Linked DNA regions of Homo sapiens: all the other regions are linked to region 3. A link is a loop called in an ENCODE intact Hi-C map of the cell type or tissue named here. Cell type or tissue: PC-9. All regions are shown on one strand. Each heading gives the region's core, and the rest is flanking DNA. Links, peaks and the distances in the headings are about the cores only.

The links. A loop is a pair of places that touch in the nucleus more often than their neighbours do. Peaks named below come from ENCODE experiments on the same cell type or tissue, not always from the same donor. Only the 100,000 strongest peaks of a DNase experiment are listed, where the experiment ranks them.
Region 1: a loop joins it to region 3, with 10 times the contacts of the local background. A loop is called at or near these places in 9 of 110 quality-filtered maps.
Region 2: it touches region 3 in a loop (20-fold over the local background); 10 of 110 quality-filtered maps call a loop at or near these places.
Region 4: a loop joins it to region 3, with 3 times the contacts of the local background. A loop is called at or near these places in 2 of 110 quality-filtered maps.

What each region holds. Positions count from the first base shown.
Region 1 is chr7:138,005,363-138,012,992 of GRCh38, forward strand. The region is part of intron 2 of LOC124901752 (a long non-coding RNA gene); the gene reads left to right. Among named protein-coding and RNA genes, the nearest start is that of CREB3L2, 7.1 kb to the left of the region's middle. In PC-9, for the core only: CTCF peaks have their summits at 3,658 (motif pointing left) and 3,857; a DNase peak (open chromatin) is centred at 3,629.
Region 2 is chr7:137,900,367-137,907,996 of GRCh38, forward strand. It overlaps CREB3L2 (cAMP responsive element binding protein 3 like 2), which reads right to left. Exons shown (of 12, transcript NM_194071.4): 6 at 5,336-5,482; 7 at 3,593-3,651; 8 at 988-1,056. Among named protein-coding and RNA genes, the nearest start is that of CREB3L2-AS1, 49 kb to the right of the region's middle. RefSeq lists an enhancer at 3,670-4,170. In PC-9, for the core only: CTCF peaks have their summits at 3,439 (motif pointing right) and 3,643; a DNase peak (open chromatin) is centred at 3,465.
Region 3 is chr7:138,862,264-138,869,893 of GRCh38, forward strand. It overlaps KIAA1549, which reads right to left. Exons shown (of 20, transcript NM_001164665.2): 14 at 7,275-7,498; 15 at 5,712-5,865. Among named protein-coding and RNA genes, the nearest start is that of ATP6V0A4, 68 kb to the left of the region's middle. In PC-9, for the core only: CTCF peaks have their summits at 3,804 (motif pointing left) and 4,010; a DNase peak (open chromatin) is centred at 2,598; H3K27ac peaks cover 1,917 bases.
Region 4 is chr7:138,660,196-138,667,825 of GRCh38, forward strand. SVOPL (SVOP like) reads right to left here. Exons shown (of 16, transcript NM_001139456.2): 5 at 2,879-2,950. Among named protein-coding and RNA genes, the nearest start is that of SVOPL, 37 kb to the right of the region's middle. In PC-9, for the core only: no CTCF peak of the experiment used is centred there; a DNase peak (open chromatin) is centred at 3,646; H3K4me3 peaks cover 1,619 bases; H3K27ac peaks cover 1,564 bases.

The DNA.
Region 1 (7,630 bases), core at 1,546-6,545, 860 kb before region 3:
TCCCCCACATCATGAAAATAGAATCCGCCTTCCAAGTTCTCATGGTCCCATTCATCGGCATGCTTTTTATTTGACTACTCGATAAAAATTAATCTATTGAATTTTCCTTTTTCACGTCCTGTACTTTTTCAGTTTATCCACAGGGATAACTGTTAAGTACCTGCTTAATTCCAGACACCATTGTGTATACATTTTTCCAGGTTTAAAACTCTGTTAAAAAAAGACATGGGGCCGGGCATGGTGTCTCATTCCTGTAATCCCAGCACTTTGGGAGGCCGAGTTGGGAGGACTGTTTGAAGCCAGGAGTTTGAGACCAGCCTGGACAATATAGCAAGCTATCTCTACAAAAAATTTTAAAACTTAGCTGGACGTGGTAGCACACGCTTGTAGTCCCAGTTATTTGGGAGGCTGAAGCAGGAGGATGGCTTGAGCCGAGGAGGTCAAAGTTGCAGCAAGCTATAATTACCCCACTGCACTCCAGCCTGGGAAAGTCTGCCTAAGCCAACGTGAAAAGGCTGTGCAAAGGCATCCCTGGTGCCACATCCTGACACCGGCACATGACACAGCTGTGAAGACTTGGTCTTCTCAAGTGATATTGTTGGCCAAAGAATGTGTGTGGGGTTACAGTTGGCTTATCAAGGTCTCCCTCACCAAATGGTGAGGATTATGTGAAGGGGAGAGGAAGGCATACTCTATTGGTTTCCCAAGGCTACCATCACAAAGTACAACAGCCTGGGAGGCTCCAAACAACAGCAATGACTCTCCAAGGTGTATGTCACCCTCTAATGTTCTCTGCCTCCTCTCTTTCCTTTGTACCTGTCTACTCAAGAGCTCATCTCAGCCCTTCCCCAACCAACACACTGAGTTCTCCGAGTACAGCCCCCTTGCCATCCTTACTGAAACCATTTGGGATTACTCAATCAGAGTTGCATTTTTTCAGATCATCTCATTCCTCTTGGGCGGTTTTTTTTTTTTTTTTAAATAATACAACAAACCATGGAATCCTGCCCATTTCATCTCTGACATTGTTTTAATAAATTCTGAAGATGTATTTATTTTACTCCTCCATGCTCTTGACTTTCTACTATCTGTTGAGATTTTTCTTTTTATTTTAACATGTTCTATCATTCTATTGCAGTGTGGAATGGGAGCAAACTTTTACTACCCTCTGGCCTTCTTTTGTTTAATTCTTCCTGTTCTAACAGTGTTCAGTATAATAGAAATTTCCCAGCTTTGAGGATTTTCTTTCAATGTCTATTTCTTATTTATTTATTTATTTGGAGACAGGGTCTCGCTCTATAACCCAGGCTGGAGTGCAGTGGTGTGATCATGGCTCACTGCAGCCTCAACCTCCCAGGCTCAAGTGAACCTCCCACCTCAGCCTCCTGAGTAGCTGGGACTACAGGTGTACGCCACCATGTCCAGCTAATTTTTTAATTTTGTATAGAGACGGGTTTTCTGCTTTGTTGCCCAGGCTGGTATCAAACTCCTGGGCTCAAGCTATCCTCCCACCTCAGCGTCCCAAAGTGCTGGGATTACAGGCATGAGCCATTGCACCTGTAATATGCAGTGTATATAGAACAAACAGGAGAGAAGATGTCTGCAAGAATCTAATACCTTCCTAGGAAATCCAGGAAATCAGGATAGGCCTCAGGAATGTGAAATAACTTGGTAATGAGAACTCTGAGTACTGGGATAAAGAGTCAGACAGAAGGAGGGGAGAAGGAGAGCTGCTCCCCACCGCTGAGAAGTCCACCTGGTGTAGAAAATGAGCTGGAAAGAGACGGCACAGGTGCCTTGGCTTCAATTGGCTGTAGATTGCTTATTGATAGAGAATAGCCCCTGATGGGGGTGCTGGATAGAACCGTTCTGCCTGAAGCCAAGGAAACACGTCTCTCTGCCTCTCGGTTTCTCAAAGGGGTTTGGGGGGGTGGACTCTGAAAACCTAGAAAGCAGCCTGCCCTTGGAAACAGACCTCTTCCCATCTTGGCAAATTCAGAAATGGCCAAAGGCCCCAGGACAACAGGAAGAGCTACAGGTACGAGCAGCCAGAGTCACATACGTTGGTCCTTCTCCACCTCTGCTGACCTCAGGAGATCTTGAACTCCACCCTCCCAGGGCCACCCCTCGGCTTCACAATTACATGCTGAATTTATACTCGTACTAACCTGTCACTGTGTGGAGGCTGCTAATACACTACAGCTTGTTTAAAGACTGTAGAAAATTTGAAAATAAAACTTTATTATATTAAACCCCTACCTTACAACTTATATGAAAAAAAGCTTCAGATGGACTAAGGATATTAGTGTAAAATAAAACAAAGCCATCCAGAGAAACCAGAGATAAAATACTTTTATAATTTTGGTGTGAACAAGGTCTAGGCCTAATGTAAAAGGCAGAAAATATATAGGAAAAAATAGCTTTAATTTATACATAAGTATATGTGTCTGTGTGTCTATGTATGCACACACATAGCTATACAGAGATATACATCTTAACCTGTAATTAAATAAATGAGATTAAAATGTTATACATGTTACCGTTCGCATGAGTCATTTTGCAGTGAAGATTTTTTTTTTCCATTGTTTATCTGCTCATGGCCATCCCATCCCAAGAACACAGTGGTGACAGCCTGGTACGTATCATTCCATACTTCCTTTATGCTCATATAATCATATACAAATACACAGAGACAGAGAGAAGTTCAGTCACTGTTTTATTATGCACATTTCTCTGCAGTTTGCTCTTACCACTTAATAAGAGATCTTGAAAATCCCCCATCCTCCAGTGTGGATTTAATGCATTCTTGTTAGCAGCTGACTGGAAAAGGATGAAGCATTCTTCATGTTGATAAACAGGTTTTACTTCTAGAAACATCAATTGTATGACACCAGGATCATATGCTTTGCATGTCCCAATTTCCCGGTATGTGACCTTCTCCCGGTGATAGAAGATCAGGCTCAGGGTGTTGAATATTTTTTTTTTTTTTTTTTTTTTTGAGATAGAGTCTGGCTGTGTTGTCCAGGCTGGAGTGCAGTGTCGCCATTTCAGCTCACTGCAGCCTCCACCTACTGGATTCAAGCAATTCTCCTGCCTCAGCCTCCTGAGTAGCTGGGATTACAGGCGTACACCACCAGGCCCGGCTAATTTTTGTATTTTTAGTAGAGACGAGGTTTCACCATGTTGGTCAGGCTGGTCTAGAACTCCTGACCTCGTGATCCACCTGCCTCGGTCTCCCAAAGTGCTGGGATTACATGCGTGAGCCACCGCACACGGCCTCGGTGTGTTGAATTTGACAGCCTAAGGGCACACCCAGTGCCCAAGGAGCGGGGCTAGCAGGGCAGGAGAGGAACAGAGAAAGGGATCAGGCATGAAATGGTGTGAAGGGCCTGCGGGAGGGTTAGGCAAGACGCAGGGATAGAGAGGTTCAAGGATTGACACTGCTTTGCCACAATTTTTCCTCCAACCTCTGTAGGGCGCTCCCCTTAGGAGATTGTTGGCACCGTGTCACAAGAGAGGTTGGTGGAGGCAAGAGGTTCCTTAAAGGAGGACGGAGGACACAGCCAGAAACAAACAGCCCTTTAATTGAACTAGAAAAGACCGGAATTTCAATTTCAGCCGTTTTGGTCACTTCTCCAACACTGCCACCAAGTGGCTAAAGAGGAACAATGCAACTAGCAAACCCAAAGGGAAAGATTGCAAGAGCTGGGCAGTCATAAAATAAAACCACCATGGCTGGCTAATTTTTTTTATTTTTAATAGAGACAGAATCTCATTATGTTGCCCAGGCTGGTTTCGAGCTCCTGGACTGAAGCGAACCTCCTGCCTCAGACTCCCAAAGTACTGGGATTACAGGTGTGAGCCGCCACTCCTGGCCCCAGCAGTGGTAAAATAAAACCACATCTCACATTCCAGATTAATTTGCAACCCTCAGGTGGAGAGAGAGAACATTTTCATCAACCTAAAGAGTGCCTTCGTGCTGTTTGCTAGTCAGTGCTTCTCCAGAGGTCATTGCCTTTCTGGCTTCCATAGATCAGATTTGCCTGGTCTTGAGCATGATGCAAACAGAATTTTACTGCCTATACTCCTTGTCTGACTCACGCATCTGTGAGATGGGTCCATGCTGCTGCTTGTACAGCCTATTCTCATTATTTGCAGTAGCTCTGTTCTACAAAATCATCACAGACACTGAACCATTGCTCATAGGGAAAATAGGGGTTAGGTTCCTGGGAGACTCTGCTCATGACAATTTCATCAAGCAATCAGTACATATAAAGAAACAAATGTATCAATCTATGTTTAACGTGTATCAACTGATAAACATGCAGAAACAAAATAAAAGCAGATAACCTGGTTTTATGTGTGTTTCTGTTTAAAGACACCTTGTTAAATATATATTGGTGATTCATTAACGTTGAACTCATGGCCAACAGCACTGTAATTCACGACTGAACGAAACTTATCCATGCCTATTTTCCCCAAAAAACACATCACAGCCTTCTTGCACTTAGGAACATTAGACAGCACTTTACCCTTATGCTTGGGGCCATTTTAAACAGCAAAATCACCAACAAAGCACCACAAAAATGAATTTAATGCTATGTGTAGCACTAAATTGACCACAAAAATGATACTTGTTTTACCATATGACAGCCAGAACGAGAAGACAGAACTTGGTCTTGTTTGACCTCACCAGGATAACAAATTTTGGCTGCAGTGGGGCACACCAGGAGATTCAAATTTCTCACTGTTCTGTGCAGGTCCAAAAAATGGACCATAAGAATACCATGAGTATTTTAGGGTGACAAATAAATATCAGCAAGTAGCCAAATTCTCAAATACAGAATCCATGAATAAAGATCAACTGTATCTGTACTTTGGTCTGTGGAGTTTGTTGTTGTTGTTTTTGAGACAGGCTGTCACCGTGTCACTGAGACTGGAGTGCAGTGGTGGGATCATGGCTCACTGCAGCCTCGACCTCCCTGGCTCAAGCAATCCTCCCACTTCAGCCTCCCGAGTAGGTGGGACTACAGGCACACACCACCATGCCAGTTTTTCTGATGGGCTATAAGCTCTATAAAGTCAATCTCAATTCCTCAAAGCAGTCTTCTCATATCTGAAAATATGCCATTCCAGTCAAAGCCTTGGTAAAATACCCAGTGTCTCCACTTGTGACCTGTTACTAAACAAAAACAAAAACAGATTCTTATTGAACCTAAGCAAATAGCTGTACTGACATAAATTAAGAATACTCAAATAGTTTCCAAGTCCTGGAGAAATCAGGTAGAGAGAAATTTTACTCACGAGAGTATACTCAATTGTTAAAAGCTATAAATAGGCCAGGCGCGGTGGCTCACGCCTGTAATCCCAGCACTTTGGGAGGCCGAGGCGGGTGGATCACGAGGTCAGGAGATCGAGACCATCTTGGCTAACACGGTGAAACCCCGTCTCTACTAAAAATACAAAAAATTAGCCGGGTGAGGTGGCGGGCGCCTGTAATCCCAGCTACGCAGGAGGCTGAGGCAGGAGAATGGTGTGAACCCTGGGGGGCGGAACCCTGGCAAGCGGAACCTCGGGAGTGAGCCAAGATCGCGCCACTCCAGCCTGGGAGACAGCGAGACTCCGTCTCAAAAAAAAAAAGCTATAAATAACTCAAGTTTTCAGCTGGGCACAGTCGCTCATGCCTGTAATCCTAGTACTTTGGGAGGTTAAGGTGAGAGAGTAGCTTGAGCCTAGGAATTCAAGACCAGCCAGGGAAACATAGTGAGACCTCATCTCTACAAATAATAATACAAAAAATTATCTCAGTGTGGTGGTGCACACCTGTAGTCCCAGCTACTCGAGAGGCTGAGGTGGGAGGATTGCCTGAACCTGGGCAGTCGAAGTTTCTGTGAGCTGAGATCATGCCACTGCACTCCAGCATGGGCAACAGAGCAAGAACCCATCTCCCAAAAAAGGAAAAGAAAAAAAGTTTTCTTGACTCTGAAAAACAAAACAAAAAAGTATCAGCAATGTTTCAAACAAAAAAGGCATAAAAAATTATTTCAGTTATAAATTAGTTCAGTTATAAATTAGTAATTAACCTTTGTTCTGTCCAAGACTGGGCCAGCAATCTTCATGAACATATCAGCTCTTCAATGAAAGATCTGGCAATTTTCTCTCTAGTCCAATGACACAGCCTCCAAACTTAGAAACCTGCATTCAAGAGCACCCATCAGAGTCCTCTCCATGAACTTCCCTAAAGAAGAAGTAACTTTTGAACTGTAGCTGATCATAAACTACTTTTTGAGAAGAATCAAAGTAAAACAAGGACTGTCCATGGATGATAGAAGTCTTAGGACAGGCCAGGTGCAGTGGCTCATACCTGTAATCGCAGCATTTTAGGAGGCTGAGGAGGTGGATCACTTGAGTCCAGGAGCTCAAGACCAGCCTGGACGACACAGGGAGACCCTATCTGTACAAAAAATAAAGTAATTAGCTGGGTGTGGTGGCATGAGCCTGTAGTCCCAACTACGAGGGTGCTGAGATGGGTGGATCACTCGAGCCTGGGAAGCAGAGGTTGCTCAGTGAGCCGAGACCATGCCACTGCACTTCAGCCTGGGTGACAGAGTCAGACTCCTATCTTAAAAACAAAAACAAAAACAAAAACAAAAAAACAGTCATGGTTAAAGATACAATTGACAAGAAAATTTGCTTATTTCTGTGACATGCAATTTACATCAGAATCATAATTATTACTGATAATATAATATATACTAAGACATATCAGGATTACAGGAATCTCATATGATTTTGGAACACATACTAATATTTATTTAACTCAAAGTTAAATAAACATTTGATATTTGACAATGCTTCCTTTATGATTTTAACACACCAAATAAGGCAAATAAGTCCAAAATCTCTTTTGGACTTCAGGGGACCTAATATCTAAAAAAGTTAATAAGGTCAAAAAGAATAGATTTCAAACCTGAAATTTTGATTTTGGAAAGTTTGTCAAATATCAAAAGTTTAAAACATTTGAGATCACAAAATAGGATCACAGGTTATTCATTTAGCCAAAAGTGATAACTCAAATATTTCCAAAAAGAAAAAAAAAAAACCTTTACTCTTTGATAGAGAGGAGACTGAGTTTCCCAAACAAAAAGACCTAATAAAAACAGCGTGCAGCCAACTGAATCTGTCTCTTTTCTTTCCTCTTTTTTTTTTTTTTTTTTGGCAGTTTACTCAAAAAGTAAGCAAACATATTTTATTGTCTCTTAATTATTACATGAAAATCTTGTTTAAAAGAGAAAACCAAATTTTGCTTTTGCATAGTATATTAACACTGAAATTAATTTTTAATAAAATCTTATAAACAAATCCATTCAATCTCAATCACTTTGACCATTTAGAATTTTCTAGTAAAGAACAGATCAGTGCTCTAAGAAAACCCTTTTATTCCAACACAGGGTTTCTGACTCTGGCCCTGCATCGTGTGCTCTTGATATTAATGTTTAATTTGCAGAAAAACTAAATGATACCCTTTAAATTGTAGCCAACTTGATCACACAAAAAATTCCTTTCATAAGATCAATTCACCACAATCTTACTGAAAGCTTCAGTTTTATCCTATCATTTTATCTTAGGA
Region 2 (7,630 bases), core at 1,045-6,044, 960 kb before region 3:
TGTAAAGTGCTTAAAATAGCACTGGGCACAGCAAGTGCTAGAGGAATTTATCAACTTGGTACCGTTACAATTTTTGTAAAATGGGTTTGAAATGCAATTAATAAACTAGCTAATTTTAAAAAACTAATTTAAAAAACAATGATTTGCAGCCGGAGCAGTGGCTCAGACCTGTAATTCCAGCATTTTGGGAGGCCAAGGTGGGGGCGGATCATGAGGTCAGGAGATTGAGACCATCCTGGCCAACATGGTGAAACCCCATCTCTACTAAAAAAAAAAAAAATACAAAAATTAGCCGGACGTGGTGGCGCGTGCCTGTAGTCCCAGCTGCTCAGGAGGCTGAGGCAGGAGAATCACTTGAACCCGGGAGGCAGAGCTTGCAGTGAGCCGATATCATGCCACTGCATTCCAGCCTGGGCGACAGAGCAAGACTCCGTCTCAAAAAAAAGAAAAAAAAAATACCAATGATTTTCTCTTTTTTTAAACTAATAAGTATCATTTGCTACTAAAATTAGATTATAATGAAGTGGCCAGTGCCTCCTTGGTCACCTCTAAATTTTGATGTCATTTTCAGGAGAATCAGGCTTGTTGATCTTATTCTCCTCCAAGCCTCTTTTTTAACCCCCTAGTCATAGTCCTTGTCATGATCAGCTTCTTCTTCAATCCTGTATCATTTAGGAAAAGTAAAGAATATGCATGTATGTGTACATGTATGTGCATATGAGAGTGTGTACATATGTGTATTGTGGATGTGAACATGAGAGCATGTGTGCATATGTGTTTGTATATGTGCAAGAGTAGCACGTGTGCATGCGTGTGTGTGTAGCAGGAGTGGGTGGGTGGAGTTTGGCCATGCTGAGCATCTCAGCACAACTGCACTTTCACTGTGACCTCCTCCACTTTTCTGCCATCCCTGGTTCTGGATTCTATCCTCTTCCTTCCCCATCTTCCATTGGTAGCGCAATCAGCTCTCAGTCCAGTGACACTTACCTATTAGTGTTCTCTAGAACCTCTACCTTCTTCCGAAGCTCCAAGTTCTCAGTTGAACAAGACTCCACTCTACAAAGGAGGGAGAAAGAAGAAAATTATTATCCATAGAGCAAACACTAAGCTAGGAGCTAGGGTGGAGGTAGGTGGGGATGAGGAAAAGGAGGGTTGGGGGGATCTGCCACCCCATGGAAGTGTGGGAAAGTATTGAAAGAAGGATGAAGAGACTTAAGAAAAAAAAAAAAATAGGCCGGGCACGGTGGCTCACGCCTGTAATCCCAGCACTTTGGGAGGCCGAAGCAGGCGGATCACAAGGTCAGGAGATAGAGACCATCCTGGCCGACATGGTGAAACCCTGTCTCTACTAAAAATACAAAAATTAGCTGGGCGTGGTGGCACGTGCCTGTAATCCCAGCTACTCGGGAGGCTGAGGCAGGAGAATCGCTTGAACCCAGGAGTCAGATGTTGCAGTGAGCCAAGATCGCCACTGCACCCCAGCCTTGTGACAGAGCAAGATCTGTCTCAAAAAAAAAAAAAAAAAAGAAAAATAGAAGGAGCTGGGGCCGGGCGTAGTGGCTCATGTCTATAATCCCAGTAATTTGGGAGGCTGAGGCAGGCAGATCACTTGAGGTCAGGAGCTCAAGAATAGCCTGGCCAACATGGTGAAACCCCATCTCTACTAAAAATGCAAAAATTAGCTGAGCATGGTGGTGTGTGCCTGTAATCCGAGCTACTTGGGAGGCTGAGACAGAAGAGTCACTTGAACCTGGGAGGCAGAGGTTGCAGTGAGCCAAGATCATGCCACAGCACTCCAGCCTGGGCCACAGAGCGAGACTCTGTCTCCAAAAAAAAAAAAAAAAAAGAGGGAGCTGAGTGATGAGTGCCTGAATAATGAAAGATGAATAGTGACAGTACAAAATATGACCCTCTTTTAGGGTGTTACAACCTCTTTCCTCTCACCTCCTCCCTAGTGTTCTCAATGCCCATCATACTTCTCCCTCTATACTACAGTAATCTGGATACTCCCAGCTACACTCTTACCAGGACTGATAAGAAGTGAAGAGACTTAAGCAAAGGGCAGGACGAGAGCCCAGGACTAGGAATCCTGGTGCTGGGGCACGCATGCCCAAAAGAGACAGTAAAGAGACTTTCATAGGAACATCTTGACCCTGGATGCCCATAGAAAATGGTGGGACAGCATGGGACTACAGTCTTCCCACGGTATTCAGGGGGGATTAGTTCCAGAACTCCCCACAGATACCAAAATCTCCAGATGCTCGAGTCCCTGATTAAAAAATGGTGTAGTATTTGTATATAACCTTTACATATCCTCCAGTATATGTTAATCATCTCTAGGTTATTTATAATACCAAACACAATGTAAATACTATGTAAATATGTGTTATCTTGTATTTATAGTTGTATTATTTTTTATTGTTGTAGTTTTTTTTTATTGAGTTGTTTGGTTTTGGCTTTGGTTTTTTGAGACAGAGTCTCACTCTATCATCAAGGCTATAGTGCAGTGGCACAATCACAGCTCACTGCAGCCTCAACTTCCTGGGCTCAAGTGATTCTCCCCTCTCAGCCTCCTGAGTAGCTGGGACCACAGATGTGCACCACCATGCCTGGCTAATTTTTTTTTATTTTTTAGGGGGTCTGGCTATGTTGCCCAGGCTGGTCTTGAACTCCTGAGCTCAAGCAATCCTCTCACCTTGGCCTCCCAAAGCACGGGGATTATAAGAGTGAGCCATCACACCCAGCCTATTGAAGTTTTTTTCTGAATATTTTAGACCCATGGTTGGTTGAATCTGAGGACGCTGAACCCCCAGATATGGAGAGCCAACTATACTTAATGCTGCATTACCAGTACTTAAGTCAGGTGATAGAAGCACTAAACTTTCAATAGTAGCTTTGAGAAACAGCCAGGAACCACCAGCCACTCCTTTCCCCAGATCCACATGAAGTTCATTTCTGGGTCTGGGGCCTCATGCCCATCTTAAAAATATCTTGGTTTGTTAGCTAAAGAACTAACTTCCAGGGCTAAGACAAAACTGTATTTAATTCATCTTTTTCTAACAGCCCGCCTGATATTACAGACTTTTCAAAAGAACAAAGATTGCCTTCAAGTGTTTTTGCAAAAAAAAAAAAACATGAATTGTAGTGGCTGGAAAATAAAGGCTGCCAACCTGACATCTTTCTTTCCCTATGTGCCCTCTCTAGAGCATGAAGGAGTGTGGCCAATGGGGGCTGATTAAGTAGCACTGCTCCTTTCAGCTAAAACAGGGCTTCTCCTGCTAGAAGTTCCAGGAATGTGCAGGAATGTTAATATTTGTATGTGTTTGAAAAGAAGTCTGTGAGGACTCCGGGGTCCTTGGCTGGCAGTGGTATGATTCAAACACCTACTAAGGTACTTTCACTTCTTTCTTGCTTTATTATAGACGTCTCCTCCAAATAACCACTAGGTGGCAGGCAAACCACAGCTGATAAACCACCGGGTTTCCAAGGTGGCCAGAAAGAGGAATTGAACTGCTTCTCCCCGATTCTCCGCACACCCATATTTCCCTGTGCATACTGCCCGATGAACGCAACAGTTTGCCAGCAGGCTTACTTTTTCTCCAGGCTGTCCATGTATTCTTTCTTCTTTCTCCTACTTTCCTGAGCAGAAATCTGAGAGAGAGGAGTGGGAGGAGAATGATTAATTTCCAGCTCTGTAAGTAAACCAGTTAAGATGGGAGGTGGTTAGCGTAGAAGTCACCAAAGCCCTGCTTACTTCTGCAAGCTGCTTGCCATTTGTTTAAGCTGCTGGTTCATTGACTAGTCTGTCCTCCCGGGTTTCTAGCTGCCAAACTCACACCTACTTTCCTACAAACCAGGCCACCAGTAAAATGGACACTGAGTGGCCAGGAGCAGTGGCTTACACCTGTAATCCCAACACTTTGGGAGGCTGAGGTGGGCGGATCACTTGAGGTCAGGAGTTCGAGACCAGCCTGGCCAACATGGTGAAACCCTGTCTCCATTAAAAATACAAAAAAATGGCAGGCGCAGTGGCTCTAGCCTGTAATCCCAGCACTTTGGGAGGCCAAGGCGGGTAGATCACCTGAGGTCAGGAGTTCAAGACCAGCCTGGGCAACATGGTAAAACCCCGTCTACTAAAAATACAAAAATTAGCTGGGCGCGGTGGTGCATGCTTGTAATCCCAGCTAATTGGGAGGCTGAGGCAAGAGAATCGCTTGAGTCCGGGAGGCAGAGGTTGCAGTGAGCTGACATTGTGCCACTGCACTCCAGCCTAGGTGACAGAGAGAGACTCCATCTCAAAACAAAAAACAAAAAACAAAAAAATTAGCCGGGCATGGTGGCACACGTCTGTGGTTCCAGATGCTTGGGAGGCTGAGGTAGGAGAATCACTTGAACCTGGGAGGCAGAGGTTGCAGTGAGCCGAGATCATGCCACTACACTCCAGCCTGGGTGACAGAGTGAGACTCTGTATGAAAAAAAAAAAAAAGAAAGAAAGAAAAGAAAAGAAAACAATGGACACTGAGTGAAGAGCCAGGCCAGAACATGTGGCTCACAAACCATCAGTGTGGTCTCAGATAAATGAGTTTAACTCCTGGACCTCTGCTGGCTGAAGTACATATATAAAATAAGACAGCTGGCTTGGTCATACATCAACTTGCTGCTGGTTCCGCACATGGATAGAGTGACACTAAGCTCTTGTCTTCCTTCCCTCTTTGCCCCCTCCCTCCTGGTAGGCCTGTGCCTCAGCCATCCCCCTGGTTTTCATCAGGCCTGCTCAGCACTGAGGGGCCCAGGGGTAGGAGACTACTGAGTCCAAATATAGACCAGCAAACTGCAGAAGTTTTGTGATCACAAAACCCTACCAAGAAAAAAAAAAATTAACCAAGCACTTGCAATGTATTTGTATCTTATATATATATAATATATATATATGCTGTATTTTATATAGATACATAGAGTACATATATATGTCTACTAGAGGAAACTATTGTATATATCATACACCCAAAATTTAAAAGGCTGAGTTAAAAAAAAAAAAAAAAAACTAGATGGAAATTCTAATAGCTTCCTCCCACCCGTAAATGTATCATCGTGGGCACCAAAGAGGTAGATACTGATCTGGGAGTCTGCTGGCCTCAAGAGGGATGGGATGGGCTGGAGGAAGAGAGGGGCACGTGGTGAGGGTGCTCCTCCCAGGGCTTAGGGAAGGGAAGGGCTGGGCCTTGGTCTCCACCATGGGATGGGGTAGTGCTGGCCGTTGGGAAGGCAGGGAAAGGGATGCTGACTCGATTCTGCTCGTCTCTGCTCTAGAAGTGCCTAGATTTGAAGAGCTCACCTTATTCTTGATCTTCCTCCGAATTTTCTTCAGGGCCTTCTCCTCTGATTTTGACAGGGGCAATTTGGTGGGGATGGGATAGCCCTCAGCGATCAGGGTCCTCTTCTCCTCCTCTGTCAGGACCAGAGGGCCTGATCCCTGCAGTTTCTGTGCAGACCAAGGAGCAGAAAAGGGTCAAAGAAAAAGAACTGGGACCACTGAAGAATCACCTCCCAATGGGATGATGAGAATCTGTTACAATGTCTTACAGAAGGCTCTGAGACAAGGATGCCCCATCTGCTTTGGGTGACAGATGGGTATTTTGAAGGGCATGGGAAGATGGGGAAGACACCCCCATGTGAGTGTTATAACCTAGGGATTATAATTCAAGGGAAAGAATAAAGAAGCCTCCACCCATTATTTCCCGGGAAGCACCCTACTCGCTAAAACATGAAAAGAAAAAGCAGAGAAGTCATTTCCCACATCCCTAGAGATTTCCTGGCCTTGGAGTGATGAAGGATTCATTTGCAGCCCTGCTTTGTGCAAGAATTTTGTTGTTCTCCTTCTGAAAATGCAGTTTTATAAGGTGCTCTCTACACAACAGGAGTCAATTCTCTCCTCCACTTTTAGCTAAGAGTGCAGAGCACCCAGGGACACATCTGCAGACTCTTTCCACAGAAGCCTCTGGCTTCAGCAGTCTCAGAATGTCCATCAACAATGAAGACAAGAACAGTAGCACATCTCATGGAACCCACAGTAGAATGGCATGTTTATAATTAATCAAACAGAGTCCCTATTGCATTTTAGCTCCATACTAAATGCCATGGAGGACTCAAAACAAACCCTACCTCTCAAGCAGCTTGTGATCAAGACTGTGAGACTGAACTGATACCCATGAAAGGATAAGAGTAATTAAATGCTAAACTGTAATCTTAGCTGATATGGTTTGGCTCTGTGTCCCCACCCAAATCTCATTTTATAGCTCCCATAATTCCCACGTGTTGTGGGAGGGACCCAGTGGGAGATGACTGAATTATGGGGTGAGTCTTTCCCATGCTGCTTTTGTGAGAGTGAATGAATCTCACAAGATCTGATGGTTTTAAAAAACAGGAGTTGCACTGCACAAGCTCTCTCTTTGCCTGCTGCCATCCATGTAAGACATGACTTGCTCCTCCTCGCCTTCCACCATGATTGTGAGGTTTCCCTAGCCACGTGGAACTGTAAGTCCAATTAAACCTCTTTCTCTTGTAAATTGCCCAATCTCGGGTATGTCTTTATCAGCAGCATGAAAATGGACTAATACATTAGCTAAAGGTGTACTAAAAATTTGAAGTAAGAGAACACTACTATGAGTTGTGTGATCAGGAAACGTTTAGGGCAGGAGATGAGATTTGAATTGGGCCTCCTGAAAGAAAGGGGATGATTTACATAAGAGAGAGGAGTGCATTCTAAGCAAAAGGCAGTATTTTGAAAAGTCACTGAAGAAGCCACTGCCTAGTGTGGGTAAGGAGTTCTTGAAGCAGCGGAGGGTTGGATACCTGATAATGAGTAAAGGTGTCAGGGCTTGGTACCAACAAGTAACAGGGAAATACAACATAGTTGTTGGGCAAGCATCCGACATGGGGAAGAGTTCCTCCATAAACATGTAGAATGGACAGATCATAGTAGTACACACAGGTATATAGGATACAAGCTATTCTAGTAATCCAAGGAGTGAAGTCAGGTTCAAGGTGAAAAGGTGAAGAAAGAGTGGAAGGGTGAATTCCCTTGTCCTCAGTAACGATGAAATTTAAGAATGTGGTTGCAGATCTAGAACTTTCAGGGACAGAATCAATACAAATTTTCAAAGTTATGTTAATTAATGGACGGATGGTACTTACAGAATTTTAAAACATCTCATTTCATTTAAATTTTCTAGTTGTGAGATTGTGAATTCAAAATAGCTGATTATAATTTTTAAAATTTCATAGAAATCAATTCACTCCTAGAACAATAAGGAGTTAACGATCTATTCTTCTTTATTATGGTGTCCTCATGTATGGGAGGGATGAACGAGGGGTCTTGATGTCTGATCTGAGTTTCTGGGTTAAGAGTCATATGACACACAGAAAAGGCTTAAACTGTTTTTGACCTTTAGGCATCAAAGAAATTAATCTCAGAGTAATTTTTAAGTTCACCAAAAATTGCTTCTTTAAAATATAAAAGGTATTTCCTATGACATAGGTCACAAGGACCATTAAATTAATGCAAATATTTATGATAGAACTTTGAGGAGAAAAACCCCAAATTTTTATTCCTCATGTCTATAGCTCTGTA
Region 3 (7,630 bases), core at 1,385-6,384:
GCAGGAAGATCATTTCCAGAGAGGCCAGGAATTTGAGACTAACCTAGGCAACATAGCAAGACCCCCATCTTTACAAAAAATTGCTTAAAAGTTAGCTGAGGGTGGTGGTGAGCACCTGCAGTGCCAGCTACTCACAAGGCTGAGTCAGGAGAATCTCCTAAGCCCAGGAGGTCGAGGTTGCAGTGAGCTATGACTGCCCCACTGCACCCTAGCCTGGGTAACAGAGAGACCTAGACTCTTAAAAAAAAAAAAAAGAAAAAGAAAAAAAAAAAGCCTACGTATGTGTGCAAGCAATTACAATATCTATTTTATGAAAACTATTCAGAACCATTTGTCTTTAAAATGAAGGTATCTCTGGATCACAAGAGTCATTAAGGTTTAAATTGGCCAGACACAGTGGCTCACGCCTGTAATCCCAGCACTTTGGGAGGCCGAGATGGGTGGATCACCTGAGGTCAGGAGTTCGAGACCAGCGTGGCCAACATGGTGAAACCTTGTCTCTACTAAAAATATAAAAATTAGCTGGGCGTAGTGTGCACGCCTGTAATCTCAGCCACTCAGGAGGCTGAAGCAGGAGAATCGCTTGAACCCAGGAGGCAGAGGTTGCAGTGAACTGAGATTGCACTCTTGCACTCCAGCCTGGGTGACAAGAGTGAAACTCTATCTCAAAAGAAAAAGAAAAAAAAACGCAAAGGTTCAAATTGTGTTCTATACCTACTGCTTAAGAGGTAGAAATATAAGTAACAATAAAGATTTTTTAAATCTCATTTCCCAATACTGTTATGAGCAAAACACGGTCATAATATACACCAGGTAAACTGTTAAGAGACAAAACCAGGAACCAACGAAGAAGAGTCATCCTTTCTGGTCTTACAGGCTCCATGAGCCCAAACAGCATGGTGACTGCAGCAGACACAGTGAAGAGAGAAAAGGTTCTGCCCGAGGGGCTGGGGACCCCATACCCTCTGTGAGGAAGGGTGGGCGGCTTCTATCTAGAATGCTTCACTTGCCACGTGCCTGCAGTTTAGCCCAGCTAGTTGGATCACCATACTTAAAGGGGCCAACGAAGACATTCCGTTACCCATCTGGATCAGTGAGTCTATTACAAAGACAAACTACTCTACAGACACATCCTTAAACTTAGCCCCCTATCTGAAAAATGCTTCTAACGGGTGATCAGTTATTATTCCTGCCAGCGTGAAGGGCAGTAGGTTCTTAACTCCAAACTGAGAGAGGACCATACAAAACTAGTAACCCCACAGTCAACCCACGGACAGGTTTTGCTTGGCCTACACACTCTTTTAATTGATAGCCATTATTTTAAACATCTGAAAATTTCATAGTAACACTCAGATTTCTGGGTTCTCTTGGCAGAGTCTGAAGCTCTGGCATGACCAGGCCCTCACGCAACACAGAAACCACCAACTGCCGTGAAGCAGCGACTGCCCTCGTGGGATGGGGTAGGTGCTCTTCTCTCCACGGCAGTCCCCACTGGCGACCTCCCTCTCTTGCACATGACACTCTTGGGCTTATGAGTCCATTTCTCCCAACTGCAACATCCCACTGGAGGTTCTACTAAATGAGATTTGTCACTGAGGAATCCTAATTGAGAATCTGGGGCCCCAAGGTGGCCTCTAGTTGATGATGTCACCTTGGAAGGAACCTGTGCTCCTTTCCTTGTGAGGTGGATAAAGGTCCACAGTCATGCCCTTCTCCAATTCTTGATTTTCTTGAGGAGCAGATGAGGAAGCCTGGTCGGCAGTGTACCACCAACCTAGAGCTCACGGGTGGAAAGAAGGGAGGGTGTGTCTGGAAGAACAGCCCACTGGTAAAAGGGTTTCTCCAGAAACAGAAGCGATGTTCCTGGCGGTGATTCCGGTGGCTGCGTATGTGACTCTACTGCAAGGAAGCAAGTAGTGTGGTGACACAAAAAACTGCAGGCACAAACTGAGATTCCACTGTGGGAAACGATCTCAGACATTTGAGCAGAGTCCCCAGCGGCTATAACCACTGCCAATCTCATTCTCAGTGGCCAGAATTTCAGAGAAGGCTAAACTTCTATACCGAGAGAGATGATCTGCAGATGGGAAGGACAGTCCCCTTGGATTCCCAATGGCCCCCGTGAATCCTGCCAGAAGGCCAGGAGCTCCTGGGCCAGGACACTTCCTCTTCCTGTCCTTCACCTTCTTGTTTTCTCCTCATTTTGCAGGCGAGACTATCAGAACTTGCAGGCCAAGAAGAGGATTTACTCAATTTCCTATATTCTACCATCTATATTTAGACTATAGATGTTTCACACATAGATGTGTTCAGATACAGTTTATCAGTCTTCAGAAATAAATGTACATCTTTTCACTGTTTACGGATTTTGGTGCCTATTTAGCAGTCCTTTGTGGGTGTTGCAAGAGGGTGACCAGACAGCCTGGTTGTCCAGGACAACCTCAGTTTATGCCTGTTGTCCCACGGTCATTATTAATAGAACACCCCCTTACACTTCCAAAAGTGTCTGGATTGGATGACAAATTACATCAAACTTTTTCTGTAAAGGGCCAGACAGTAAAGACTTTAGGTTTTATGAGTCATATAGTCTGTCACAACCACTCAACTCTGCCTTGCAGCAAAAACAGTCATTGATATCAAGCCAACAAATGGGTGCGGTTGTGTTGCAATAAAACTCTATTTAGGCCAGGTTTGGTGGCTCATGTCTATAATCCCAGAAATGTGGGAGGCCAAGGCAGGAGGATCGCTGAGCCCAGGAGTCTGAGACCAGCCTAGGCAACAAGGTGAAAGCCCATCTCTACTAAAAATACAAAAATTAGCCAGGCAAGGTGGCATGTGCCTGTAATCCCAGCTACTTGGGAGGCTTAGGTGGGAGGATCACCTGAGCTTGGGGAGGTTGAAGCTGCAGTGAGCCGTGATTGCACCACTGCACTCCAGCCTGGGCAACAGAGCTGGAGTGTCTCAAAAAAAAAAAGTTACTTACAAGAACAAGCAGCTGGCTGGATTTCTACCAAGGCCTGAATTATAATGGTCACCCTTATTACAAGGAACCAAGGAATATTTCTCTTGGCCTTAGGAGAACACACCGCTCAAGGAGAAGATATTTTTGAGGGGAAAGTGGAAAATTCAAGGTAATTCAAAAACACATAGTACTTCCCTAGTATAGGCTTGAAGATGAAAAAAAAAAACCCTGTACATGTACCACTGATTCTAAAATACAAGTTGAGGGAAAAAAAGATAAACTACCTAAGAAAAGATGAGTTCTGAGACAGGCATTATCTTTTAAAGTGTTTCAGAATTCAAAATCTGAGGAAGATTTTTATTTTGGGGCAATCTTTTAAAAAAGGAGCCACTGAAGGCAAGCAGCCTCTGGGGTGGTGTCTTCCAGGAAGAGGCTGCTCTGCACCCACAGGAGGAGGAATCCCTGCACTCTCTGCTAAGGAAAAAAGGAAGAAAACGATGCTGCAAAGCTACCGCAAAAGAAGGCTGATCTAGAGTCACTGAAGCAGGCAAATGAAGACAGCCAGGAGAAGACAGGTTCCTCCCCATACAAAACTCAATCATTTAAAAAAATCAAAGAGAGGGGGACTGAGAGGGTTCCCCACAAATTCCTTTGAGAGAGGAGCCCAGGTTGGCTGGAGAAGTGAAGGGACAAGAAGGGATGCTGCCCCTTCTATCTGTTTCACACCACAGCAAGTCTCCACTTGGCACAGTTTACAAAAGCTCCGGGTGACAACCCTGGGGAGCCCTCCCCAGATCAAGCCAAACCCCACAGATGCCCAAATACCCCCAGAACCCAACACAGCACAAGAGCACCACCTACTGTAAGAGCAGCCATGCACCACATTTAGAAAGTAACAGGAACTACTCAATTCCTCGTACTGAGGAAGACAGTAGTTTCATTTACAGACAGCCTAACTCTGAAATCGCACTGATCCCCATGAGTAGATCAAGAAGGTCGGTCTTTAAGACCCTAGAAATACCGTAAGTTCCTAAGGAAAAGTCTCATTCTTTCAGATGATCATAATTCAGTTGTATTTAGGCCCCATCCCAGTATAATGTTTGCACATTTGTGTAATTATATTTAGCCTATTTAAGTGCTTGTTATTTATATAATTTAGGAGAAAAATACAAACCTCAACTAAGAAATGGCTGGTTGCATAAGGTCTATCTAAAGCGATCACATCCATCGCAAATCCCTTCTCAAAGGCTGTGCTTTTTGCTAACGTGTCTCTAAACCAGGCTGGCTCTGTGAGTGCCTCCAGGAGGTGAAAGGGGCCTGCTGCAGCAAGGCAGGGCTCTCCTGGTATGGAGTTTAGGACGCCCTGTGTTTCCCAGTGCTGCCGGAGTTAGCGGCACCTGGCTCGCCCTCTCTGTCTTCGGGTATCTTTGTGTCTGTATTTCTCATGGGTTAAGTGAGGCTGGTTCTCTCTCCCCTACTCAATGCAGTCTGTGTGTATGCATCTTACGCTATCAATAACTGCCTTTAACACTTCAAGCAAATCTGTCTGGACCTCTTTTACTTTGGAAAAAAATAATCCCTTATTTATTTATTTAGAGACAGGGTTTTGCTCTGTCACCCAGGCTGGAGTGCAGTGGTGCGATCAAAGCTCACTGCAGCCTCGACCTCCTGGGCTGAAGCGATTCTCCCACCTCAGCCTCCCAAGTAGCTGGGATTACAGGCATGCACCACCACGCCTGGCTAATTTCTGTATTTTTTGGAGAGACGGGGTTTCGCTATATTGCCCAGGCTGGTCTCCAACACCTGGGCTCAAGCGATCCATCCACCTCAGCCTCCCAAAGTGCTGGCATTACAGGTCTGAGCCACCACTCATTATTTCTTAATTTCCATTAACCTCTTTCTCCCATAAAAGCAAAATATATATAAGCAAATACGCTATCTTCTTAGCACTCCAAGGACAGTACAGGGAAATAAAACCCTAAATATCCCTCCTCTCATTAGGAAACCCAGCCAGGCTAGCTCAGTCAGTAGAGTATGAGACTCTTGATCACAGGGTCATGCCCTCATACCTGTAATCCTAGCACTGTGGGAGGCCAAGGCGGGAGGATCACTTGAGGTCAGGAGTTTGAGACCAGCCTGGGCAACATGCTGAGACCCCATCTCTACAAAAATTTTTAAAATTAGCTGGGCATGGTGGCATATGCCTATGGTCCTAGCTACTCAGCAGACTGAGGTGGGAAAATTACTTGAGCCCAGGAGGCTGAGGCTACAGTGAGCCTGGATCACACCACTGCACTCCAGCCTGGGCAACAGAGTAAGACCCTGTCCCAAAAAAAAAAAATAATAAAAATAAACAACAAAACCAAATAACCCTCTGACTAGGGAGAAGGAAAAAAACCTTGAGGATATTTCTCTCTCTCTCTGTTTTCCAGTTAACCTCGAAAAAAGTCCCACTGTGAAGTCTGAGAGAACGGGGCTTACGTATAGAGAGGAAAAACACGGAGTGTGTTTCCAGAGGTGGCACTCGGCAGCACCCTGGCTGACAGCACTCAAGTCTCCCCTCAGAAGGGGTGGCACCCCACCCCACCCACTTCATGACCTAGAGGGCCCTGGTGCATCAGCCATCAGGCATCAGGCACTGATACCACACAGGGCGGCAGCCAGTGCTGCTGCTTCTCCTCCCCTTTCAGCGCATCTTTCTAGGAGCCGCCCCACCCGAGTTCCAGAAACTGGAGTCGGTGGCACGCACTGGGCATCCGATGTAGGCTGAGTTGTGGACGCCGGGGGGCCTCCTGTAGGTGCCATCGCTGTCTGTGGTGATGAGCCGGTCCTTCTCAGCGTCGGCAGGACAGCCGTTGACCTGGTGTTTCCGGCGAGGCTTGGGAGAACGTTTTATCCGTGAGCTGCCAGGAAAAAGAGAAATTATCTTCGTAGGAAATCACCCTTTTTGCCACTGACTTACCAACTAAACACTAAGTACCCTGAGTACCTAGGATGTGCTACCCCTGGAAACACCCCATAGGATATAAACGCCATGTACGAGACAGTCTCTGCTCTAAGGAAGCTCAGAGCATACCTAAACAGACCTATTAACCCACATGAAGCAACACAGAATGATATAAAGCCATTTGTAATCATGACATTCAGAAAAGAAGTCAGTGGGAGCTATTAGTCCCATGGGGCTAGAACTAGGTCTTTTTTATTTTATTATTCTTTTTTTGAGATGTAGTCTCATACCGTCGCCCAGGGTGGAGTGCAATGGCGTGATCTCGGCTCACTGCAACCTCCACTTCCCAGGTTGAAACAATTCTCCTGCCTCAGCCTCCTGAGTAGCTGGGATTACAGGCGCCTGCCACCACGCCCAATTAATTTTTGTATCTTTAGTAGAGACGGGGTTTCACCATATTGGCCAGGCTGGTGTTGAACTTCTAACTCCTGACCTCGTGATCCGCCTGCCTTGGCCTCCCAAAGTGCTGGAATTATAGGCGTGAGCCACCACGCCTGGCCCAGAACTAGGTCTTGAAGAGTGAATGGGACCTGAAGCCAGGGAGGATGTGGGAAGCAGGTGCCAGGGGCAGAAACGGCAGGCAGGTGAATGTTCAGGGGCTACCAGGCCGTCTCCTGGGTGGCAGTTCTGTCCGTGTGGCTGACCCGTGAAAAAGAGCTGGAGTGGAGGGGCAGGGCCGGCCTGCGACGGGAGCACAGGACCCACCTGGCAGGCAATAAGAGCCACCTCAGGTTTTGAGTAGAGAAAGACATACATGAGAGCCGTGTTTAAGGAAAACGCATCTATGTCGGGGACGGGAGTCTGGGAGACCAGGGGAAGGTAAGACCCCAGACCCTGCAGGCAGCTGTGAGAAAACCAACGAAGATCTGCTGGGTGCCAGCCTGGGTGGCTCCGGGAGATGAAAATATTGGAGGTGACAGAGTGGGAGGTGAGGAAGAGCCAAGGACACCACAGAAGGAGCCAGTGTGGGAAGGAAAGGGTGAGTGCAGTTTTAGACAGGCTGAATTGGAAGAGACAGATTAAGCCCCAGGAAATGCCCCGAGGCAGGCAGAGGGGCAGAGTTGAGAACAAAGCCAACGCCTCCCACACTAAGGTGACCCTCAGCCAGGGTAAGCCTTCCGAGTGGCCTCCACATCCTTCTGTGCATGAGCCCCTTCAACTGTCTTCAGAGACCTCCACGTGAACACGGATGGGGTCCTTCTGTCACAGGCCCTGCAGTAGCAGAGGGGCTCCTGTCCTGCTCCTGTGCCCCCCGCAGCACCTCTGCGCGCCCGCCCCACCGCCTAGCGCAGAGCCCCAGCCCACCTCTTCCTGGGCTCTATGAACACGGAGGGCACGCTGGCCGTGGGGTCCAGGATCTTGTCGATCTGCATCTGTGCCCTGCGGTACACCCGGTGTCGCTCCTTAGTGTCGCCCGAGGACAGGTCGTCTACCACCGGGAACTCGTAGTGCCCGCGGCGCTTGGCGCGCAGGCGGATCTTGTTGCGATGGTGCTCGATCTCAGACTTGTGCCGCAGCGCGGTCTGAATCTGAGGAAGGGTGAGGGAGAGAAAGACAGCCATAGAGGTCCCGGGAAGCTTCTGGGACACACACTTCGCAAAGTCTTTATTTATTTTTATGTTTATTTATTTATTTGAGACAGAGTCTCACTCTGTTGCCCA
Region 4 (7,630 bases), core at 1,115-6,114, 200 kb before region 3:
GACCATTCTTTAAAACTACCATGCTGTGCCCACCCTCATGGGTGGCAGGTCCCTGAACTTGGACATCAAAAGGCAAAAACGTGTCCTCCCTACTCACAGGGCTGCTGGGGACGTAATGAGGCAGTATGTTGGGAGGAGTACAAGGAGAACATTTAAGGTATTTGCTTTTTCTTTAATTATAAGGATAAATTCATAGTAAACAATACAGAAGAAAAAAGAAAATTAAGAAATTGAAATCACCATTGATTGTCCAACCCAGAGAAGATAACTCTTAACACTGTTTTATCTTCTCTGTTTATGAGAGAAAACGAAGTGTTAATGGCTGGCTATAAATGTTCCAGTGGAAAGATGTACTTTCATACATGTAATATAATACATAAGACCTTGCTCTACTGTTGCAGTTTAAGTTGTTTCAGATCTTCTCATTATTAAAATAAGCTGCGATGATATCTGTACATAAGTCGTTATGCCCTCTCTGATATCTTTAGCAAGCTAGATTTCTGGAAGACAAATGTTCAGGTTAGCAGAATATTTTCAAGGTTCATGTTTCATACTGCCAGGCTGATGGTCAGAAAAATTATACCAATAGGGTTTAATAATATTATATAATAATAATGATATATTAACACCAACAGGGTGTTATATATAGTAAGGGTGTCTATATACTTGCAAGTCATGAAAATGTCCATTTCAACGGTGCAGGACTCTTTAAGGAAAAATTTCCTTACATATTTGATAAGGAAAAATTATATCTTGCTATGTATTTTGTTTTTGATAACTCCTGTACTTTAATGTTTTTTCAAAGTTTCTTGATAATTTGTATTTCTTTTATAAAATGCCTTTTTGTGCTTTTTTGAGATACTCGTGTTTTCAAATTTACAAGAATCTATGCTATTTATTTCATGTACTTTAAAACATACAGCCAATTCTACTAATGTTTTCCTTTGAGATTCCTCCATTTGTGTTTATGCTCAGAGAGGATTTCACCAGAAATCAAGCAAATAGAAAAGACAGACCTGGGTTTGTAATCAGAAGACATAATTTATGTCTTGATGTCTAATCTTAGTAGGCACGTGACTTTGAGCACGTAGCTAGTTTCAAAGCTATACCAACATGAGCAAAATGTGTAGCTGCTTATGTTTATACCTGCAAATGTCCACACTCTAATATGTTTTAACTCCGTACATCCATCAACTTGAGAGAGAAAAGCGGCTCAGAACAGTCTGAGGAATGTGAGGTATGCAGAATTTATCAGGTCCAGAGACACAGGAGCATGCGACTCCGGTCACATTCCCGCACCCATGCCCAGGGTAATTGTATTTCATTTTGTTTTTCTTACCTTCCCTGTAGTTTCCAGACTAGCTGATAAATTACCTAAAAGGTTACCGCAAGTTGCACAATGTGACGCTCATCCATTATCTCCATGTTTTTAGATTTTGTGACACCAAGAAAGATGTAGAATCAGCTGATAGCATACCTTATTTTAACGAACCAATGTAAATTATTAGTAAATAACTTAGGAAGTGCCCCCAAATTCTTTTCTCTCCTCCTTTAAAAAACCCACTTGTAACTGCTGCTAATCGGAGCATATATTCAGGGCAACTGGACTGTATGACTTCCGAGCTGCAATCCTCAATCTTGGTCCAAATAAACTCCCTACTTATATTAATTTCGTCTCTGTTTCTTCCTTTAGGTCAATATTTCTGGCATAGCTGGCAAGGTTCAGAGCAACACCACCCCTTACCCCCACAATTACCAATAGGCTCCTCTTGAACTTGCTGCATGAACCCACTGCGTTCCCCTAACTCCAGAGGTTTCACTGGGGGCAAAAGGGTGAGTCTTTCTGAATCTGGCCCTCCTTTCCTTTAGGTTGAGGTCTACAGTTTGGGTGGCTTCTTTATAAACTCTCTCATTTAAGAGCATGGGCTTCCATTTCTGTCCCTGGACGGGACATTCAGGCAAATGGCTCTGCAGAGAACTTCTGCTTTCTCTGCCTCTGCCTCATAGCAGCAGGTTTGGCTTAATGGTCTTGGCCATCCAGCACTAGTCATTTTACTTTTTCTTGTCCTAAAATTCCATCACAGGCTTTAAAACTTGCATCTGTTTCCTACTGATTGTAATTTGGACTTCTCTTTTCATTTGTGGCCAGTTCCTGCTAGTTTCAAACAGATAGGTGCCTGAGGGTGAGTTTTCTTGCCCCAAAATTAAGGGAGACTTGCTCCCTCCCAACCTACTTGGGTGCTCTGGGGGGTTAGAGACTTTATGGACACTCACTCATGACACATAGTCCTGAAAGAACAGCTTCTTCTGAGCTTGCTGTTGCAGCAGTGGACTAGTCATTTAAATGAAAACCAGAGGAAAAAACCTCCCAATAGGGCTGCTCTGAAGGGCTAAGGGGCCTTTTCCATTCCCCTTATTAACTCATTAGAAGCGAAGATATGGATAAATGGAGAACAGATGTGTGCCCCCACTGATATCAGACCTCTGTTCTCAACACCACCACAGTAAACTGGACGTGGTGGGGGCATCTAACCAACCCATGACTGCTTCTAAGTCCCAACCTTTAAAAGTTCAAATAGAGCCACTTAGCGGCCTTCCTTCCTTTAATCCTTCTGGGTAGAGATTTCTTAGAACTCTATAATACCCGCATCTCCTTTTACTCCACACCTGGACTGCAGAGGAACAGCTGCAGGCACAGGTACCCTGAGAAAAATGTCCAGAAGATAAGCCTGGAATGTTCCATCAGGGAGGGAAATGTCTGCATTTTCTATCTTGGGTATTGGGAGGGAGATGCCTACTAAAGAGAAACAGTGATAAGGTTGCCCCCAAAAGAATACACAAAAGACAATTCCAAATGCTACTGTGAGGCCCCACCTACCTTCCAGCGGCCATATCTGTCAGCCAGGAGGCCAAAGAGGATACTGAAAACCATGTAGCCAAAAAACACCATCTGCAAGTGGGAGCGAGATAAAACGGTTCTCTAAGCAGGTTTTACATGTTACTTTACCCCGTTAGCCATTTTCACTAGAAGTAGGCTGGAAATACGGGAGGGATGGAAGTTAATTTAAAGAACAGGGTTTCACGTTGGTCTTGCTTGCCCCTGAGGCCCTTCATGTTCAGGATTTCAGCTCCCTGTTGGTGGGAGCCTAACAAGGCAGATCCTGCCCCAGGTGGAAACGGGGTCCTCTGCCGCCCGCTTGTTGCTAGAGGACGGCTTCGGCTCCACTCTATTCAGATGTGTACTTGTGAATTTCCACTGTAATTTTTAAAATTGTCTGTTCATGCGCTGCCTTATACAGTACACAAATTGGGGCCACTAGAAGCAGTCTCCCTTTATGTTATTACAAATAGACATAACTTTAAACACCAAATCCAATCACTCATTTAAAAAACTCTTCAGAACATTCATAAGTCCTAAGATACACCTACTTCTTTTCCTTACTCGTTCTCACAATGGCCTGTCCTCCCCTGATAAAATTCAAGGACCTGGGATTTGACACTAGGGTTTTATTTATTATAACTTGGCCTGAGACCTCAGCTGCTGTCTGTGCCTCTGGGCTCCTTATTTTCCTGCCTTCAAGAAGTTCAGGCTTCACTGCAGCCCTGACTGACGGCCTCCAGGGCAATCAAAGGAATGCTGTCAGCTCGCATTTCTAGGGGAAAACAAAACAAACCAGAAACAGCTCTGTTTCCCTTTCGCTGTCGCTGTTCTGCTTTTTTTCTCCTTCCTTCACTCTTTAGAGGGAAGACTGAAATGCATTTCTCCCACACTGAACCATGAAAAATTCATCATATATATTCTTGCACGACAAAAGCCACGACTGGGTCCTGCACGCTACACTTTCTAGGACAGAAACGTTCCGTAACCCTGTTTGACAGACTGCAGAGACAGAAACCTGTCCGCTCGCTGGGGCTCCAGCTCTCCCTCTGCCTCCCTCACTCGCCCCCAACGATCCTCAGTGGTGCCCCCTTCTTGTGCACCCTACCCTGCCCTCCCCCTCCCCCACCTTCTACCTGGAAGACGTCCTGCCTCCCTCGCGCGCCCCACCTAGCGCGCGCCTAACCCTCCAGCGTCCTTGAGCTCCCATCGGGCACGCGCCTAACCCTCCAGCACCCCTAATCCTCCATCGGACACACCCCTGGCCCTCCATCGGGCGTGCGCCTAACCCTCCAACGCCCCTAATCCTCCATCGGGCACGCCTCTGACCCATTGGGCGCGTGCCTAACCCTCTGGCACCCCGTATCCTCCAGCAGGCGGGCGCCTAACCCTCCAGCGCCCCTAATCCTCCACTGGGCAAGCCCCTGACCCTTTATCGGGCGCGCGCGCCTAACCCTCGAGCACCCCTAATCCTCCATCAGGCGCGCGCCTAACCCTCCAGCGCCTTTAATCCTCCATCGGGCACGCCCCTGACCCTCCACCAGATGCGCGCCTAATCTCCAGCACCCCCGATCCTCCATCGGGCGCGCGCCTAACTCTCCAGCGTCCCTGACCCTCCATCGGGCGCACCCCTGATCCTCCATGGGTGTGCCGCTGACCCCTGATCCTCTCTTGCGCCCTTCCCCCCTCCCCCGCACGCTGCTGCTGCTCACCCCCAGCTCTTCCTCCTCCGCCACCCCGGCGCTCGACCCTTCCCCCCACCCCCGCCCTCGACCCTTCTCCCCAACTCCCGCCCTCGACCTTTCCCCCATAACCCTGACCCTTCCCCCAACCAGCCCCGCGCTCGACCCTTCCTTACCCCCACGCCCACCCTCGACCCTTCCCCCGACACTTCCCCCATCCCCGCCCTTTCCCCTGACCCCCGACACTTCCCCCCGACCCCTGCCCTCGACCCTTCCCCTCCACCCCCGACCCTTCCCCCAACCACCCCCATGCTCGACCCTTCCTACCCCCACCCCCACGCTCGACCCTCCCCCGCCCCCACTCGCCACCTCCCTAGGGTCAGCTCTTTTCTGCAGGTGCTTGTCTTTAATACATGACATGACTCCACTGTTTCTGATTTAAGCAACACACAAAGCGTTTCTTCAGCATGACTCTCACAAAACACAAGGGCCATCATAGCCCCACAATTCTTTAGTTTTCTCAATTAACAACCGCTTAGAAAACAGGGTTGGGGGGCCTGGGAGACAGTGACAATGTTGCTCATTAGCCTGGCCCTTCCGTTTAGCACAATTGTTCCCAGTAAGCTCAGGGACAGGGTCAGAGTCAGATGGGCTAAGCCAAGACAGGAGGATGGGAGGAGCCCAGAGCAGGAAACAGTCACCTTGGGAGAGTTCAGCTGCTTAGAGAGAAGTCTTCTGAGCTGTGATGGCCTAATGAGGGAGATTGTGTACCTGCTGGAAGGAGCCTCTGTAGGCACCTTAGGAAACAGCACAAATGCAGCCAATGAAATATGAGCTGTAAATATCACATTTACATGTGTGTCATGTACTATAAAAAACGGTATCACGTAATACAATTTTGTAGTGCAGGTGCAAATGCCACACCTGGATCTCCAGCATTCTCAAGGATCTAAGAGGTGCATATACACAAGCCAACTGGGGTACAGATCAGTTAGAATTAAACATAAAGTTATAGGGTCACCCTAAAGATACAAGGATTGGCAAGTAACGCTTTTCTGAAAGCCATGAGAACCAAAATGGAGTCACTTAGGCCACACCCTACCAAAATGGGATTGTAGGCAACAGAGGAGGAGCTCTCAGGCACACAAAAACTGTAATAAGGACTCTGAAAACCACAGCCTTGCACAAAGACCACTGATCGCTTGAGCCCAGGAGCTCAAGGCCAGCCTGAGCAACAGAGTGCATCACTGTCTCAAAAACAAACAAAACAAAAAACAAGAAACTGCTTCTGCAAGAACAATACCCAGCCTGTTCTACCTCGGACTGATGCCACCGTTGTTACTGATCCTTGTAGCCAAGGAAAAGTATTTCAAAATAACTTATGTAGCCTTCCTCATTTTGTCTTTAAAAAACTCTCGACTTTCCTTGCCTTCCTGGATACACCTATGGCCCGGCCACGGTTCGCCATGGCACAGGAATTCCCAGATTGCAATCACCTATCATTCCTTTCCAAATAAACTCATTTCTCTGGAGAGCTTCTCTGTTATTTTAGGTTGACACTTTCTAAAGTATTTTATATGTAGAAGAAAATAGAAAGCAATCGAGTCACTTTATTACAAGTCTAAGTAAAAACTTTGTTTTATTTCTAAAAGTTTTTCTAAAAGCATATGATCTGAGACACCAAAATAGACACCCCTTTAGCAACTAAGACGGGCCCCAAGGTTAAAGAAACAAACGTTATCTCCAGGTCAAGGGTTCAGGGTCTGGCAGACATGGCAGATTTCTGAATTCCTGTCTGAGATATCAAGCTGATTTACAACCCAGACCACTACAGTGCTGATTGGACAGAGGACCAGCCTTACAGACATTCTTTTTGGATAAGCTACTGCAGACCTCAGGTCAGTTTCAGCAGCTTATACAGAGAGTGCACAAACTGTTTGTTTTCTGTAGTTCACCTTTGACATAAAGAGCCAAATTCCACCTCATTTTAATGCTAAAACCCTGCCCCAAAGTGAACATGTGATGTATGTTACAAACGAGCTTACCTAGTCTGCATGTAGGATCCCCTCACAAACATGTATAGCTTTGCCCCCAAACCTGCCAAATATGTATGATGCCAGCCTTGTGAAACATAAAACCCAACCTGTCCTTCTCCTCTTCCAAGAGAAAGCAACTTCAATGCACACTGGAGACTGTCTCTTTCAGGCTTGCAAATCACTATTGCCAATAAAACTGTCCTTTCTATTATTTAGCCATCCTGGTGGTCTTTGGGACAACAAGTACTAGAGAGCTTTAAAAACGCAAAAAAGGAACCAGGGCTCCAAAGTTAATAAGAGGAGTTTTAATGAGGGAGATGGAACTAAGATAATATAATGGAAAAATAAAACATCTCGGGACTCCTAAACTCATTACACCAAAGAGGAGGTTAAGCCTGAAGACAGACTAATGCAACACTAGCCATCCTTGAATAGCTGTTGCTTTACAATCTTATGTCAAAGTATTATCCATCAGCCAGACCCCCCATGGAAAATTCTTTGCTGGTCTTGAAACCCTTCAAGATGCATATCCTCCTATAAAGCAAGGACATGTCCATTGTAACTTAGGTTTTCTATCTAAGTCTAGCTTCTACAACTAACATCTGTTAGATTTCACACTGATAATGTTGATTGCAAGCTCATCTTCCCAAGTGATGAGACTCATTCTTCCCAGAAGATGAGACCATTCTTCCACCTGCCCTGAGACATCTGCATAATTGATGCTTCCTTTACTCTCCCTTTTTTCTTCCAATGTTCACCTCATTTTATATAAAATGTAGATTTACTGGGCACTAATTAAAATCTCACAGACATGTAACCATTTGCCTCATTGGCTGGCTACCCACCTCTTCCTACATGCTTTCTTTCCTTTAAAAGAGAGTATAAATCCTGAGTCACCCGGAAACCTCTGCTTCAAGCCACAGATGTTTCCATAGCTGGTGTTCTTGAAACTGACACTGCAAAATTGTAACTGAGTCAGTGAAAGAGATCTGACCTAACCAACTCCATCTTGCTTCTAACCTCCAAACTGTCCT